Regions from separate parts of the Mus musculus genome. Here region 1 is linked to region 2. A link is a loop called in an ENCODE intact Hi-C map of the cell type or tissue named here. Cell type or tissue: left cerebral cortex. All regions are shown on one strand. Each heading gives the region's core, and the rest is flanking DNA. Links, peaks and the distances in the headings are about the cores only. Region 1 has its middle 57 kb from the start of Gm41009. Region 2 overlaps Gm33073 (a long non-coding RNA gene).

What was found. Hi-C counts contacts between places; a loop is a spot of excess contacts. Peaks named below come from ENCODE experiments on the same cell type or tissue, not always from the same donor. Only the 100,000 strongest peaks of a DNase experiment are listed, where the experiment ranks them.
Region 1: it touches region 2 in a loop (3-fold over the local background); 3 of 42 quality-filtered maps call a loop at or near these places.

The regions. Positions count from the first base shown.
Region 1 is chr13:81,939,982-81,949,386 of GRCm38, forward strand. No RefSeq gene overlaps it. Among named protein-coding and RNA genes, the nearest start is that of Gm41009, 57 kb to the right of the region's middle. In left cerebral cortex, for the core only: a CTCF peak has its summit at 4,218 (motif pointing right); DNase peaks (open chromatin) are centred at 2,173, 2,667, 4,240, 5,028 and 5 more places; H3K4me3 peaks cover 2,160 bases; H3K27ac peaks cover 3,432 bases.
Region 2 is chr13:83,106,316-83,115,720 of GRCm38, forward strand. The region is part of intron 1 of Gm33073 (a long non-coding RNA gene); the gene reads right to left. Among named protein-coding and RNA genes, the nearest start is that of Gm33073, 9.5 kb to the right of the region's middle. In left cerebral cortex, for the core only: no CTCF peak of the experiment used is centred there; DNase peaks (open chromatin) are centred at 4,539, 5,393 and 6,626; H3K27ac peaks cover 2,958 bases.

The DNA.
Region 1 (9,405 bases), core at 522-8,521, 1.2 Mb before region 2:
TAGAACAGCCAACTTGAATTAATAGGCTACTATTTTCTTTTGCCTCAGTATTCACAGAAGGCTAGCCTACCCATTGATACCAATGTATATTTTGTCAAGTAACCTGCTACAGTTTTTGATAGTGCTTAATTGCCTTTTTTTTTTTAAAGATTTATTTATTATTATATGTAAGTACACTGTAGCTGTCTTCAGACACTCCAGGAGAGGGAGTCGGATCTCATTACAGATGGTTGTGAGCCACCATGTGGTTGCTGGGATTTGAACTCTGGACCTTTGGAAAAGCAGTCGGGTGCTCTTACCCACTGAGCCATCTCACCAGCCCCATCTTAATTGCCTTTTTAAAGGACAAAGTATTCTGTTGTTTGGAAAGAAGACTTCTACTCACAGGCTTCAATTCTGAGTAAGACATGTGTGTCTGCCACTCATGACTCTTTCTATAGTGATAACTGCAGCTTCATGCACACATAAAAAACCAAGGCTCCTGCTACAATTCAGAAATGGCAAGCAGTTCAGGGCCTATGGTACAGAATAGGTCTATTTTACCCAGAATGGGAGGAAAAATGAAAGGGCAAGTACCCGAAGCTAGGAAAGAGTTTTCCATCAGGAGCTAATTAATGGGAGGTGCTGGAGGATCGATAGTGGACATTGAAGTATTTCTTTCAGGATCTGTTGAGGTTGGATCTTTTGATATGCACTGTAATGATAATGATATGTAATGTGATGTATGTAATTCAAGATGAATACTGGGCCCAAGGCCTGGTTGGTCCCAGGAATGAGAGAATCTGCCGGTACAATGTGACCTTGCTCATTAAGTTAACACTATTGGTTAAATAAAGATGCTGACAGCCAAAAGCTGGGCAGAAGAGACATAGGTGGGGTTTGGGGTTCCAAAACGTGGGGTCTGAGAAGACCCTGAGGAGAGAGAAGAACTAGAGAGAGAGAGAGGAAAAGACACTGTGGCATAAGCATCTTAAGATCACAGCCATGAGGGCTGTCCAATTGGAGTTAAGAGGAGCCTAGACGGTACATAGTAAGTGATAATTCAGGGTTATGGATAAGAAAGTAAATTCTAACGGCTTGGAGGATAGATATCTGAACCAGCTTTAGTGCTGATAAAGGCTCATTGTAATTTAAAAATTGCATGTGTCTTTTATCTGGGAATCAAATAATCAAAAGTGATGTAGAAGCCTTTGATTGAGATTAAATATATTCCACAAAAAGTATCCATCTAATAAGCTTAGGGGCATCCTGTATGCACCCCAGCAGTGATAAAGCCTGTCTTAGTCCTTTCTATGACTTGACTGGCTTATCTAAACATTAGGGCGACTGTAGAAAATCAAATAAAAGGAATAGCTCAACACTGCGTAGGACTCAGTATTACTTGTACACTGCTTTAACTGAAAAAGCCGTCTTCTGTGGAAATAATGAATACATCAAGCCAAGAACTCTCCAACTATGAATTGTGTTTTACAGAGGACATATTAATGTTCAGAATGATGTCATTTTGTTCATGGTATGAGTTAGGATCAGGCCCATTTTGTGAAATCAAATCTATTTGAAAGTGATATAATAGAATTTATGAAAATAAATAGGTGACAATATACAAAAACATCAGGGTTGACACAGATAATTAAATTCGTTTCGAAGTCAGTCATTTATTTTCTAGACTGATAGAAACATACATGATATCTCTCTCTATATATACATGTATATATGATATGCATCATACATATATAAATATGTATGTGTATATATTATCTTCATCAGTCATTCTCCAAACCAGAAGAAAAAGAAAGGGAGAAATCAGATTCCACTCATATGACTGTGGTATTATAAGGTTTTTTGAACTCTACCTTGTAGATGTAAACTGGTGTGTGCCCCTGTTGAGTCCATCTCACATATACTCCTGCTGTGAGCCAGAGCCTCAATCACAGGTGAGGTCAAGTTCACTTACACAGATGTCTTCTCCTGGTCTTAAGACATATTTGCTAAGATGACATAAGCAATGATGACTTGCACTTTGGTTCTTTAGGACCATTAAGTGCTATTTTACTTCAGAGACTGGGAAAGGACTCAAACTCCTGTATTGATGTAGGCATTGATAACTCATGGGGAAGGGCAGCGGACCTCCTTGTAAGTGGCACTTAGCTGGACTGTGTTATGAGTCACTGATGTTTGGGATGACTGTGACTCCTCAGGAGTCCCTTACATGAGTGCCCTACCTTCCCAACTGTCACCGTGGATGTCACTCCAGCCCTTTCAGAGAGCTGATGAGAAGATGCTAAAGGAATGTGGTGACTCTGGGATGAGGTTGCTTTGTTCACATAAAAAGTGCCATCAGAAAAATGCTTACATTCAGACAGTCCCAGTGCCATCAAGGACATTATACCTTGGAAACCACTACCTGAAACTTGTTACAAATACAAATTCCTTAGTCCTATCTTAGACAAAAAGAACCAAGGGCTTTGGAAATGGACCCAGCCACCTTCTTACAGCTCTCTGGGTGACTGTTCTCATTTCTAGTTTGAGAAGAGATTCTGAAGAAGACGGTTCTTGCCTCGTACCTGCCACGTTCTAGTCATTAAGTTCTGGAAAATTTGCTTAGCAACTCCATGTTTCTGATTTCTACATCCATAAAGTGAAGGATGTTCAACAATGGGCCTCACAGCTCTGACATTCCCAGGGTCTAGGATTCTAATTATCCGGTAAAAGAGAATTCATTAGGGAAAAGTGATGCCTAGACATCTGGCTGCAGGGCTAATCTAATACTGTTCAGCCACACACCACGCCCGCGAGTTTAATGCACACGATCCCTCTCCATCCTCATTAGCTGCAGATCTTCTTTGTAGCAGCTACTATAAAATAAAACGAGCCTGCTAAGTATCTCAAGACTAACTCAGCGTTCAGTAAGTAAAATACATGACTAGGATCTTACTTTTAATTGTTGAAAATGATGCACAGCTTTAATGATATTATGATAATGGAATTTAAAACTATATATCTTTCTTTTGAAGGTTTTCTTTCCTGCACTTATCATAAATGCATAGGAAGTACATCACTAGGCCCGTAAGCATTAATAGTTTGCCATGACTCCCCCTCTACTTTATGTAATTTATGTAAAGCTTAAAGCATGATAAACATAAGAGTCTGATAGCGAAGACTCCTAATACACCAGTGGAGGTTAGTTACTTCAAATGGCTGAAAGGTGTGTATTTCTTATTTCTGAAATTTTTATTATTCTAAAAATTATTTCCAAATATTAATATGATTTCCAATTTATTCAGATGTGTGTTACTATTTGACAAGTTGGCCCTTCCACTGAGGACTGATATATATATATATATATATATATATATATATATATACATACACACACACACATATATATATATATATATATACATTTATTACTATTAAACATCAACATGAGTTGATGAGTGTTTACTTCATAAACCTGGGGTGTAACTCTGCTGCAACAAGATTAGAACCCTGAACCCCGAGAAACACAGAGGCTGATATTGTACATTTTTTGCTATGTTATTCCTGCAGAGAAGATTAACTCTCTTCATGTCATTATTTTACTGATTAGAGCAGTGTTTTTAATATTGTGGGGTATGTTAGTATTTGAAACACACTATTGATAAGGCTATTTTGAGTAATGAAGTAACTGGGCGGATGTTACCATCTGTGAAACAGGAAAACTCACTATCCACATCTGGACCAGATGTGAGTCAACCTTTACCCTGTCTATTCATTGTCTCCTTAACTGAGATGCATACAATACATATGTGGTTGCTTTGTTGAAAAGGCTCTGTGGATATGCTTGCTTTTTTTTTTAAAGCGATAAAACAAACTCCTAGTAATTGTAATTTTTCCATGATATTGTGGAGCAAGAATACAATGATTAACAATATTTCATTGCTTATTTTCTTAGCATATATAAACCAGGACATTATTTTTAAGGACAATTTTGTGAGATGTTAGAGAAAAAAGTGCCATACAAAATAATTGTAGATCACTTTCGACAGTGGGTGATGCTTGGGCGTTTCATAGAAAGTTGTTGTATTCTCTTATTACAACAAATGATTCCAAGCTGGTTTCTTTGGGTTTGAGGTGGGCCCTGAAATTCTTTATATCAAATTCTGTTAAAAATAAGAAAGGAAAACAATAAATGGTCTGGTCTTCTTTTTCAAGTGACATTGTCATTTGTCCAGAAGGGGGCGCTCTCAGCCCGTATGCAGCAAGAGCTCAGAGCAGACAGTCTGATCTGCTGCGAGGAAACTGTCTGAAGGGAAAATATCAACACAAACCATGCGTTTGCCGCTGGAGCACGCTGGACCTCATCTGCTTAAAAAGATGCACGGATATAGTCATCACAGTTCATAATTTAATAAACTGCTAAAAAAACCCACACATTTTCATTTTAGCGACTTTGGTCTCACAACTAAATTCGCATTGCTACAAAGACATTTGAATTTTGCACTAATATGTCATGAGCACGGCACCCACTGCAAATTAATGAGTCTCTGAATAGCACTGTGCATTTGTCATTTGAATTTATGCTAATGTAGTGAGGTCTCCTGGTGATGCTGATAGTCCATAGCAGCCGCTTGAACCAGAGAAGATGTCGGCACATCTCTCTCACTTTATAATGCGATGTCCTCTCTTGGCTTTTCTGTCCTGTCACTTGGGCGGAGATCCTGTAACTGGTTATTGATAGGGCTGCTAATTATCTTTGACTTTACACTATTGGCCTGACCCCCAACACTGGGCAGAGGTAATGGATCAGTGTTGAGAGAATTATGTACATCACACAGTGACAGCCTCGGACCAGGAGGTCAGAAGGAGTTCACTGAGAACCAATGGTATTTGCAAGGGATGTTGATATAGAAACTGTTGACGATTTCCAGAGATATTGTGTAATTTATGTCAATAAGTCAATCTAAGAAAGTCTACTTTTTGCAGATATGATGAACAGCATTTGTTTGTATGTACAAAAATTAGAAGCTCCCTACGCCTTCGTTTTCCTGCTCCTACTGTATTTACATTCAGTCTAAGACAAAGGTCTTAGCACTGCTTCTGGCTATCTGCATCTTCATTATGGTTGTACCCATTTCCCGTTGGTCATGTGTATGTAGTGACACATTTGAGTCTAATGGTAGGATTGCTGGCATATTGGGCATGTTGTAGGAAGGAAAATGAACAAATTACAAGCACTACAGAATGGAACATCAGTTAGTGACAAAAGGTTCTCAGTGTTTTTATCTTTAGCCCCAAGACTTAATTGTGAAATTAATTCCCCCCCCCTTGATTTAGTACTTATATTTGCCTCTCTTCTAGTTACTGAAAATAAAAATGGGCAGTTTACTCTAGTGTATTCAGAAGAATCAGATTTTATGATTACAAATAAAATGAAAAAGCAAATAAAAACTTGAAAGCCCCAAACAAAAGTATGTGTGTTAATTTTGCACCTTTTAAAATTTGTTTTTCGATGGTAGAATGTGTGGTTCGCCCCACTCCAACAGAGACAAACATGCAAACTTTTCTTACTATATTATAACAATTAAAGCACACATATGAGTTTTGATTAAAATATACCATTGTTACCATCCATTCCCAGGTCAAAAATGAAGTGGAGATAAATAAGAGAATTCTTGGATTATCTCCAGTAGAAAAGGCATCCTCTGGCTGATTGGGAGGATCGCTCCTTAAGCGACATCGAGGAGCACGGTATGGAGAACTGAAGGTGACCCGAGATCGTGCAGAGTCCCCAGAATGAAAAGGCTCCTCCTTGAACAATGAACGCTCACAAAGATGAGGAATTTATCTGCCGCATTGCAAGCGGCAGAGGGCAGGGACCCCAGGGGAGGCAAGCGTTGCCTTCCCTCCCTCTAACCTGTTGGCAAGGCTAAGGGTTAAAGGGCTGCTCTGGAGAGCGAAGCGGGGAGTAAGAAGGCAGCTAATAGATTCTTCACTACAGCTCCTCCTGTTTCCCATCAAGGAAGGGAGACGTTTTTCACTCTTCTTGGAAAAACTTTGAAATGTAAACTGTTTCGATTGATGGCTCCTTCTGGCCCTGGCAACTCTTTTTGGTAGCTGGTGCTCTTTCTGTAATACTTGTTAAAAACGTCTCTGTAGCAAAGATGTTGTTTTTTATGTGATTTTTTTTTTTTAAGTCAGCGCATGTGTGAGTACAGACAGGCTCTCATCTTGCACGGCGGAGACAGGCAGGTGAACACCTCCCTCCCGTAGTCCTTATTCATTTGCAATACTTTATATGATTAGCCTCTCAGAAAGCTGTTTTCAGTCGAAACTGTCAATCCACTTCCAATGTGGCCCCTCTCCCTGGAAAGGAGGAGGCTGTGGCCACAAGCCCCTTTCTTAGCCTGGATACATTTAATATGCCAGATAACCGCTAACCCTCCCATAGAAGGATTGCTGAGAATGTTTTAAGGAAAGCTATACATGTTTATCTTAAAGATCATATTTAGTATTTAAACCACATACACTTCCTCTAACCACCTACACAATTTTAATTGTTTTTTCTTTTAATAAAAATTCCATTTTAATCAGACATCTATGAAATGTCTATGTGCAGGTGATGTTTAATATTCTGTTAATGGTTTCTAACTTCATTTTCGAAAAATGCAGAAGGTAAAATTCATCATCCTGCTTAAAATAAGATCATCGTGGTTCAGAGGGTGAAGTTTGTTCAACCACACTGAACAGTATGAAAATATCCATGCCAGTCTACATTTTGATTTCTAATGTATATCTGATAGACTTCTCACAATGATAAGCCATTCTCCATCCTGTGTTCCACAGTCGTTTTGTGAGTTATCTGTTATTTTCTTATTGCTCATGCCAGATAAATTGCAGCACTATTTGTAGTGCCTAAATATTGATTTGTGTGTGTGTGTGTGTGTGTGTGTGTGTATGTTTCAAGCCCAGTGGTGACGTGTTTCTAAGTGATCCTACCTTTCCGTGCACGGATCAGTAAGTACCCTCCCTGCCCACCCTAAGTCCTCCACTTGCCAGCCACTCTGTTGATCAAGAGTGCGTTCTGAAGCCACGAGGCAACAAATCAATTTGACTTTTTAAGTGTTAAGTCAGGGTCTGTTTAGATATTTGACCTCCAGGAAAGGAACTCATGTCTGAAGCAGTCATTTTTAGCCATACGTCTGCTCAGACAGTCAGAAGCCTTTCTTTCCCTTTATTCCTACAGACAGACAGGCAGACAGATGGATAGACAAATGTACATATACACTCAGGATAACACGGAGACTTTCTCTGGTTTTGTGTGCTCTCTACATATATGCATGTATATATAAGTGGATATATATTTATGAATATGTGTGTATATATATATATGTGCATATGTTTACACATGCAGATATGTGAATAACTATGTGTATATACACATAAAATTAGACTAGAACTATCATACTGTTATTTTTAGTATTTGAAGTTATAAGTTAACAAGAAAGAGTGGTGTGATATTATCAAAAAATTTCAAGAGGTTTTCAAGCTATTTACTGAAATACAGGTACATTTAATCCTTTCTGAATAACTATGGTATGTATAACTCCCTCATTTGGGACAGGATACGTTGCTCACTGTCTCTGCTTCATCCCAGCATGCAAGCCCATTTATCCTTGATGCGTTTTGATTCCTATAGCGTTTTCATGAGCTTTGTGCCCTGGCTCTTGCCTTCAAGATACCTGTAATTGAGTATAAAAACGGTATCTGAGCACCATGAACAACATAGCATAATCAGAAATAAATAGGAAACTTCAAATAGTATACGTATTCTTTTGCATGGGAGAGAGGAATAGTGGGCAGCACTTAACTTTCACAGGGTGTTCTTGTTTTCATAAGTATAATTGTTACTTTCTTGTTTTTTTTTTTTTTTTTTTTTTTTTTTTTTTTTTTTTTTTAGAACATGGAAAAATTCAAAGAAGAAACTAAATGACAGAACCTTTTGGTAAGGCTGGTGCTAAACTTCTTTTTTCTTCAGCCTCTCATTTAGCTTATGGGAGTCTTAGGAGCTATGGTGAAATCTCAACCTCATAGCCATCGCTGTGGCTACTGTTAGGACCAAGCAGAAGTCACATCACTGCTCTGTAGATGCAGAGAGAAATTTTGAAGGCACTGCCTTTCCAGGGAGGATTTAGCTTTCCCTGAGTTCCTTCCATTGCAAAGCTTACTTCTTCTATTACAATAGGCTCACACTTTGTAAATAGAATTATGACTACTCTCTCCTTCTCTTTCCTTTCCTTTCCTTTCCTTTCCTTTCCTTTCCTTTCCTTTCCTTTCCTTTCCTTTCCTTTCCTTTCCTTCCTTCCTTCCTTCCTTCCTTCCTTCCTTCCTTCCTTTCTTTGAGATGGATCTCACTATTTAGCACAGGAACTTGATATTTACATTGGCTGCCCTTGAACTCCCAGAGATCTACCTGCCTCTGCTTTCTTAGTGTTGGCATTAAAGGTGTGCTCCATCATGTCTCGCTTGGTGATTTATTTTCAAAGAAACAAAATACTCCTATTTGCAAAGTGAAGATGAATCTGTAAACAATTCGATACTATTTATGAATTCTTTTAAAGTAAAAATTATTTTTTATTTTTCCAAATGGCAGAAAAATTTTTGTTTCTAAAATATTTCTATTAGTTTGTTGAGAGTTTTGTAATATATTTTGATAATATTTACCTCAACTTCTCTTCTTAACTCTGCCCAAATCCAACTTGCCTCCTTTTTTTTTTCTGATTTTTATGTCCTCATTTTTAAAATATAGGAGTCCATCAACTTTGATTTTTGTTCCTCATGTATTTCTGGGTGTGACACCATCCAGTGCAGTGTGGTGGTTAGTTTACTGGAAGACACACCCTTAAGGAAAACTACCTGTTCCTCCCCTGAGGTTGTCAACCCTCCATAGCTCCTCAATTACAAGTGGGAGCTCATAAACCCCCCACTCCATGCTAGAACATTGCCTAGCTTGATCTTGTGCAGATAACACCAGGTCTTATGTGTCATGTCCAGAAGACACTGCTTCAATCAATCCAGTCCTTTGAACTCTTAAAATGTTCCTGCTCCATTTTCTCTGAAGGTCCCTGAGCTCTGGGGAGGGTGTGACCCCACTAGTGGCTGAGCATTGCACAGTTACTTATTCTCTCTACTTTGACTAGCTGTGAGTTTCTGCATTAACCTCCATCCATTGTACAAACAAACTTCTTTGATGATGTTTAAGAAATGCACTAACTTTGGGAATAGAGATAAGAATGCACAGGTCATTTTGATTCAATGACCCTTTATCAACAAAACAAAACCAGCAATCTCTCCAACCCAAGATAAATGAACAGCAAACAAAGAAAACTCTTCAGACCTGTGGCCAGGTGAATCCTAGGCTGTACA
Region 2 (9,405 bases), core at 531-8,530:
AAGTAAGATGTGTATGTGGATTGTTATTTGAACACTAGGACATCTCATTTGAACATTTATGGTTTTAACTACCATACCACTTGCTATATCGGCTTGCTATCATTTTAGCCTAGACATAATTCCTGTGTGAATTTGAAGACTCTTTGTGAAAAGCTTTGAAGACTCAGATATTAAAGGATTAACTGGCAAATTGTGAGCTTTGGGAAGTGGTTGGGTCACGACAGTGCCAGCTTCATTCATAGAATCACGGGGTCAGTGGCATAGAAAGGCTTGTAGAAACTAGAATGACTGGCCTTGCTGGAGGAAATAGGTCACTAGAGGCATGACAATAAAGGTTATCAAATTCTTTTCTTGTTCTATTTCCTGGCCATGTCCTATGAGCTGCTTTGTTCCATCAATGATCTCTGCCATGTTCCTGCACTGGTGAAAGTACATCAACATAAAACAGTGCAAAAACAGTGGAACCTATAAAACCTTGGACCCAAAAATTGTCCTACCTACAAGAAGTACAGGGACAAAAATGGAGCGTGGATGGAAGGAATAGCCCATCACTGAGTGACTCAATTTGGGAAGCATACCTGGGCAAGAACCAATCCCTGACACTATTAATGATACTCTGTTATGATTGCAAGTTGGAGCCTAGCATAACTATCCTCTGAGAGGCTCCACCCAACAGTTGACCAAAACAGATGCAGAGACCCACAGCCAAACATTAGACAAAGCTCAGGAAGACTTATGGAAGAGTTGGGGAAAGATTGATAGACATTAGGCATATATCTAATATAAGATATATGAAGATGATTTATACAGACTCCATAAGAGTTCCAACAGAATCAACTGACCTGGAGTCTTGTAGACTCCCAGAGGCTGAACCACCAATGAAATACAGAGCATGGGCTGGACCTATGCCTGTCACAATATGTATATAGCAGGGACAGTGTGAGGGGAACTCGGTGGAAAGAAGCATGAGATAGTGATGTAAAGTGAATAAATAAACTAATAGAAAAAAAGAAATGAATGCAATATTAGTAAGAAAATGTATAAAAATAAAATAACTCAATGTGGAACCCAATGACCATGTATAAAAGCTTCTGAAACTAAGAAGCAGAATAATTCCTTTCTCCAATAAGTTGGTTCTTCAAGTCGCAATGATGAAGAAAAGAGAATGACTAATCAGCTCTTGTAGGCTTCTGACTCAAAATAAGTATGTAAGTGTCAGAGTGAATCAGAAATCAAACCTGCAAAATGTTAAAGAAATATGATATGAAGGCCTGTTTTCTGGTCCATCTATTCAGGCAACTGTGTTATTTGTCTTATTGTTGGGACAAAATACAGAATAAACACAACTTAAGGAATAAAGAGTTATTTTACCCCACAGTGTAAGGGCATAGTCCTCCATGGCAAGGGAATCCTGGCATTGTGAGCTTGAGGTGGTGGAGCACATTGCATGTCTGTTATGGAGCAGGCAGAGATGAATGGTCAGCTTCAGTTTGCAGCCTTCCATTTAAAATAATCCATCAAAGACATATTTACTTACTGGGAATGTTCCTTCTTTCACAACTTGCTTGTTTAGAGCTTTATATAATGCTATTAAAGCTAGTGAAGTTCAAAGAAAGAGAGAGAGAGAGAGAGAGAGAGAGAGAGAGAGAGAGAGAGAGAGAGAGAGAGAGAGAGAGAGAGAGAGAGAGGGAGGAGGGAGGAAGAAAGGAAGGGAGGAAGGAAGGAAGGAAAGAAGGAAGGAAGGAAGGAAGGAAGGAAGGAAGGAAGGAAGGAAGGAAGGAAGGAAGGAAGATAAAAGAATTCTGTCACGGAATGTATTGGGATAGAAAGAGGCACAGACCCCATGATGAGTCCAGAAGGCTTCCAAGAGGAGGCTCAAAGGGTATTAATGACAGTTGATGGACCAAAGAAGCATTTATTCAACTATATTTATGAACTCAGTCTCCATGTTAATATAAGATATATGAAGATTTATACAGTAACCCTGGAGCTAGAAGAAAAAATAATGTCTTGCTCTGCGTCACGTAATTCTTGTAGGCTCTAAGTCTGAATCCGAATCTTTACACATTCTTGTGGCACATGACTGAATTTTATGCAGGCAGCTGGTGGAGACATGGGACCCAACTCTCAGTGTGCATGCAGTTTTACTCCAAATCTACTCCTCTTGCTCTACCCTGAGCCATTGGCACAAGCAGACATAGGAAAGTCTTCTCTGCCCATCTCTATCTTTTAGGCTGGGAACCTGGCATATGAGCAAATATAAGCATTCAGATGTGGGAGGTCTGTACCTTCCTGAAGCTGAGTGTCAGCTGTGTGGTACATGGGTAAAACACAGGACAAGCAACTGGGTTTATCAGTCACTTTTGTGTTGCTATGGCAATAATACCTAAGAGAAACAGCTTAGATAGGAGGGCTCATGTTGGTTCATATTTAGAAGTGTCTGTCCATCATGAGCCAGAAGGTATAGTGTTCACATTAGAACAGAATGTTATAGTCTCATGCCACAGTTGGTCAGGTGCACAGAATTGTGGGTTATAATCCACAAAGACTTGCTCTTAGTGATGGCTACTACCAAATGAACTTCATCCTCTAAAGTGCCTACACTGTTCCAAAATATTGCCAAAAGCCTGGAAACAAAAAGTCTGTGGGGATGTCACACACAAAGGACAGAGGTTAAATATGTTACCCTTTCATGACTTACTTGCACAGACCTCTGAAATTACTAGGATAAATCATAACTAAAATACTTTCTGTGATAGGAACAGTGAAGAAATGTCTAGAAGCGAATGCAATGCCACATATGCATAGATGAGACCACGTGAAATTAAAAAGCTTCTCAGTGAGTTTGCAGAGGTGACACAATGGGTGAGATGCAAGGGTAAGAACCTGAGTTTGAATCTAGAGAACCTATGTGAAGTCAGGTGTGATAGACTACTTCTGTAATGCTAGTGGTCCTTCAGTGAGGTGGGAATTCAAGATAGAGTCTACAAATGAGAGAGATGGCAATATGCCTGGAGTAAGCACTATCAAGCAACAAAGAGATCCTGTCTCAGAAAAGCTGAAAGGTGAAGACTTACCCATAATATTGGACTCTGTCCTCCATTCATGTTCTGTGGAACTCACATAACCACACTCATGCACACATTCAGGAACACATGTATCACTCACACACACACACACACACACACACACACACACACACACACACACACACATACACACACACACACACTTTTGCAGAAAAAAAGAAAAGAATCAGCAAAATGAACACAAAAGAATGGGGAAAACAATCTCGCCAGGTAGTTAATACCTAAGATATATAAACAACTGAAGAAAGAAACAAATCCATAAATAAATATTATTCAAAAAATAGTAATTGGTCAAATGAATTGAAGAGACATTTCTCAATAGAAAAAGTTCAACCTTCTTAGCTATCAGAGAAATAAAAATTAAAACTACTGTAAGGTTCCTCCTCAGTCCAGTAAGAATAGTCCGTGTATGTGTGTGTGTGTGTTTGTGTGTGTGTGTGTGTGTGTGTGTGTGTGTGTGTGTGTGTGTGAGAGAAATATTGCATATCCATGCTTATAGGAAGAATGGGTAAAGGGCTTGATGATTCAAGAAAAAATATCCCCATGGCCAAAATGTTCTCCAGAGACACACAGGATCAGGTTAAACTATCATTACACTCATCTGAGAGCAGCACACACCAGGGCACCTACCAACAGCTTCCATTCCACACAGTCAACCGTCATCTGTCTTGGATATCTGAATGAGTTGCTTCAAGGATACTCATCTGGCTGAAGAGGATAACATCAGCAGCCATCCTTTCCTCTGCCAATAGGGTCCCTTGCCAATTCAATAATAATAATAATAATAAAGCAAAACAAAAAGGTAATTCTGGGTGCACACAACTTTAATACAGGATTACCAATTTTAAAGTAAAGGAATGTTGCCTAAAATTTTACTTTTTTACCATAATGTTTCTGACAAAAATAAAAAAAAAAAAAACAACTCCTAATCTTGTATTATTTGTTATGCCCAACATGCTTTACCACAAGATCTATTGCTTTAAAAAGGTCTAGTTTAGTGCACTTGAGAGATGAGAGGACAAGCACACAGGTCAGAATACCAGGCTTGTCCTTGGTCTTGCACACTCAGGACTGCTTTGAAATGTTTGGTTATGTCTCCAGAGGGAGGTTTCATCTGGACCAATTCCCACAAAACAATCAATGGCATATCATCATTTCTTTCCCTTCTCCAAAGAAAAGGATGCAAAGAAAATAGTGCAAACGTAGTGAAGAGTTGTGAGTCTAGTGTGCATGAGAGGAGGCCTTCCCAATTAGCACATCAGGCCACCAGCCCTTCGTTGGCACAAGTCAGTCCTCATTTCTCACACAAGCCATGCCTTTTCTCCCAGGATTTATGTGTCTTCCTCCCCTCTCCATAAAGAATTAGCTGAATATAGTAAGAATAAGAGGACTCTGGGGCTGCAGATGGCTGACCAGCTGTTTCTGGGTGACACCCCATGAATCAGAGTCTCATCGAGCTTTAGTGCTTCCATGTTTTGGGGGCAAAATATTCTGCGTTTTGGAAAACTAGTTCATGGAAAATAATACAGCAAACTAACATTTATAGAAAACCACAGTAATCTTGTAACAAATGTCCTAAATTATGCACTCAAAAGAGGATCCAATTTTATACAAGGTTCTCTTCGAGAGACTGCAGAACACTTTCTTGTTTGTGATTGTAACTGCTGTTCCTCACAACCTCTATAAGTACAAAAAAATAAAACGACATGCCTTTATATAACATATATGCATAAGACAAATGTCAGCATGGGAAAGATGGTCTGTGGAGGGGACTATTCAGAAAAGTTCATTTTATGCTTTATTTTAGGTTCATTGTGTATATTTTCTCCAAGTTTGATGTTAAGATTAATGCTGCTTTTCAAGCCTCCTACATTCCACTTCAACAATGGTTATTCTTCAGTACTTAAGTACATTGCTGGGGGTATGGGCAAAATAAAAGTCATATGGAAGTTTATGTTCCAGCTGCTGTGCTCCCTCTTCTTCATGAGTGAGTTTCTGGCAGGCCACGAGTTTTACTAAACCCCTTCCCTAGTGCCCTCTTCAATTTTAGATCCTTGCTTGATGTGAAATGTCTAAGACAGTCATTTTAATAGACAAAAGAGTAGAGATAGCCCAAATACCAATGGTCAGGAAACAGGCATTTGTGAGGTGGGAGAATAAGAAGCCCCTGTGATCATTTTTATTCAATGAAAGCCATTCCTTTGGGTGGGAGTGTCAAATTCTAGTACCCACACATGCTGCCCGCATACCACACAAGCTGCAGGAATGCAGATTTCTGTATCTGAGAGCAGCTGCTAAGTGAAGTGGAACATCCAACAGATGGCTGCATTGTCATTGTTGGGGGAGGAGGAGAGAGGAGCTATTTTGGTTTTTCTGTTGAACGTGTATATGTGTATGAAGGCATGTGTGTACTTCACAGTATTCTGTTCTCCACTACCTATGATCTTTTCCACTATAGATATTTCTCCTGTGCTGTCAAAGACTGGTTTTGAATTTGCATATTAGGACAGTCACTAGAGGTTTTTTGATCATTTAGTATTTAATGGATGAGAAAAGAAAGGTCCAAGGGCACACAGCTATTAAAGCCAAACTCAGAATTTTTTCACTAGGGCATGCAATATAACAAAATTAATTAATAAAATTATTAAGTAAATAACACTCTACATAGTGATAGATCACAGAGGAGAACAATTCAAGGGTCACAGCTTCTCAGTCTTTAAAAATATATAAGTGCATTTTTCCCTTAAAAAATTATGGTGGAGTTGCTTTGCAGTTCTCAGAAGAAAAAAAAAAGTAAGTATTCAAACTAGTCAATATGAGCATTTTATTATGAAGCTTATTAGATTTTAAACAATTTGATTCATGGTGCTCCACAATTTTAATAGCATATTTAGAAATAATAGACTTCGGCAAATCAGGTTGTAGAACTGCTATCAAAATCCATGCATAAATGCAAATTAAAAACCTTAGGTCCCATCCTGACCTGCTTGCAAAATGTCCCTATTCCCCTTCTGATGGTAGCTTAAAGAGTACCATCACATAGCTTATTCATTGATGTGTGTGTGTGTGTGTGTGTGTGTTTCTAGAAATAGAATCAATAGAGAACAGACAAACCCACAGTTGCCAGTTTGTACAGTTTTGTGGTTTCTGCCAGGGCTACTGACTCGAGAAGGTCTACCAGATAATGAAAGCAAACTATTTCAGTTCCTGTGGGTCTAGAGTGCTTCTGTAAAGTTCTGGTTTGAAACAAATGAATAACAAATTAAAAGGCATAGTAAAATAAGGGGGTGGTTAAAATATATTAACTGAAATCAATGTAGGAGAAACATAGTTAAAAACCTTGCATTCTCAGCAACAGCCTGAGATGTATTTGGGTAATTCTTTAAATTTATGATAAAAGCCTTTTAGCAGAAAGTCAATACACATAGGTGGTGAAGCAAGTATATCATCCTGTACTGGAGGTTGCATTAAACATTCGGTGTGAGCTCCACTGCTCATAGGAAGTAAGCAGGAGTTCATCCAACGAACGCACAGTATCACAGAGACCAAGCGTTCTTCTGTAGACAGTCTGTGGAGCCATGCTGATTACCATGCAGTCCTCTGCCTAGGGTGCTCACTGACGTCAACAAGGGTCCTGGAAATGAAGCAGGATCAAAATCCCAGAAGCCTGGACTAATAATAGAGTAAAGATGGAGAACAGATGGAAAGCAAAGCTTCATGGATAGAGTGTGACCTCATGTTATAAATTCGTCAAGTGGAATAAACAACAACAAAGTATGGAAGGCCTGTGAGAACTCACTGATGTCAAACTTCCAGAAATTTGCTGACTGAAAAAATGCCTAGATACAGAGAAAACTTTCCAAAGGAGTTCAGGGGCATCAATTTTTGGATTAATTATGCCTGTGTCTGAGAGCAAAGACACTTAAAATTAAAACCATAGTACTTTGAACATAGACTACTAGCTTTATCCCTTTACCCTTCATTAATATATGGATTCACCTAAGTTATTTTCCTCTCACTTGAGCAAACCTGTCATCTGTGAGAGGGCAAAGCCATAAATGTAGAACCTGGAGATGAAATCCCAGAAAACACTAGGCCTGAAGCAAAACATTGCAAGCGGTCTGCCACATCTTCAACAAATAGAAGTGCTTTTTCAAGTGTCTCTGTCTCGTGTGTGTGTGTGTGTGTGTGTGTGTGTGTGTGTGTGTGTGTGTGTGTGTGTTTAAGCAATCAATGCACACTTTGTGTCTTAGTCTGTATTCTGTTGCCGTGAAGACGCACTATGAGCATGGCAATTCTTATAAAGGAACACATTAAGTTGGAGCCACCTTGTACTTTCAGAGGTTTAGTCACTTGTCATGTAGAAGCATGTTGACATGCAGGCAGATGCTTCGTCAGGATCAGCAGGCTGCAGAAAGAGACAATCACTGGAGCAGGCTTGAATATTTGAAACCTCATACCTAACCCACAGTGACACACTTTCTTCAACAAGGCTACAAGTGCCACTCCTTGGCTAACAAACAGTTAAATATATAAGCTTATATATTTGAGGTCATTCTTATTTAAACCTCCACATTCCACTCCCTGGCCTCCATAGGCTTATAGCCATATCATAATGCAAATATGTATTCAGTTCAACTTAGAATATCCCCATAGTTTAGCACAGTCTCAACATTGTTTAAAAGCATAAAGTTCACACTCCTTTTGAGGACTGGTGGCATTCTTTTTACCCTAATTTTCTATAAAATCAAAATTAAAAGAAATTTAATTTAAAAGATTCACCATACTTTCCAACAAACAGTGGTATAGAATAGACATTGCAAGTCCCAAAGGGAGAAAAGGGAACACCATGAAGAAACACTGGACCATGGCTAAAAACAGCTGAGAAAACTCCAAGCTCTACATCTTCAAAGTATGTTTCAGATCTCGAAGTCCTTTTAGCTTTGTTGACTACAAAATACATCTTCCTCTTTAGTTGTTTCTACTCCCTTTTAACAGCTTCTTTCAACAGGTTCTCCATGGCTCTGGCTTCATGGACATCTCCAAGGCAGTCCAGACTTCACTTTTGTAGCTTCATGAAGTAGCTCTTCTTGATCTCCATGCAGAAACATTTCTGCCACACTCCTGACGTCAGCAACTTTCCTTAGTCACAGAGGGGCATTTTGTAACCCTTTTCTTGTATCAGTGAAGTTGCAAAGTTCTGCTGCTTACTGAGGTTGCAACATGGCCCCTCATTCAAATACATTCTCACCAGCTTTCTGCTTTTGATTTTTTCCTTTACCGCCTAAAGTTGGTTGTCCTGAAACTTGTTCTGCTATACCAGGTTGGCCATGAATTATGAAATCTGCCTTCCTCTGCCCCCAAAGTGTTGAATGCTGTGACTAAATGTGTGTGAAAGCCCTAAACTTGCCCTGATTCTTTTTCATAGATTGGAAGCTTAGCTGGTTGAAGACTTGCTCTGAGGTTACTACTCCCTTTATTCCATTTAATATCCAGGTTTTCTTTAGTCTGTTTATCTCTTTGAGCTCAGGACTTAGCTCTAGTACACTTTCTTATGTCACCTTTGTACATTTTGTATTGCTTTTTGATCAGTTTGCTCCTTTCATTATAGATCTGACTGAGACTGGCCACTAATAACCAGGCGATGTGGTCAATATTAGGCTGTTTTGAAATCTCCTCTGTCAATGTCCTTAATGTAAAACTCTTTAATTTAGCACCAGACAGATTTTTTTTTTGGACAAGAGCAAAAAAGCAGCCCCATTCTTTGCTAAAATAACACAAGATTGGTCTCTAGGACATATACTAATATTATTCTTCCCTGAAACCTCTTGATCCAAGCTTCTAGAGTTCAAATTACCCTCAGCACCACTGGCGTCTATGTTTCTACTTCTTTACTACATTAAGAGACTATGAACATAGCAACTCTTACACAGGAAAATATTTAATTGGTCCTGTCTTATAGTTTCAGGAGTTCAGCCAATTATAGTTATGGAAGGAAGCTTGGTGCCACACAAAAAGACATGGTGCTGGAGAGCAAGCTGAGAGTTAAAATGTCATAATCCCGTACTGTGCTTATTTGTATTGGCTGAGAGAGTCTTGATACAGGTTCCTTGTGAATCTTTACTGAGTATACATTTTGACAGAAAAATGATTTGTAAATCTACTTTTATATTGGACTTAGAATCATATCTATTTTGGATATAAACAAAGAAAGCTCAGGGGGTGGGGCTGTAAAGGAAAGTCACCCTCAGTTTCTCAATAATTTTCTGTTGGCTGATTATCAAGATGTTCCATTTGATGGACATTCAACATTTTC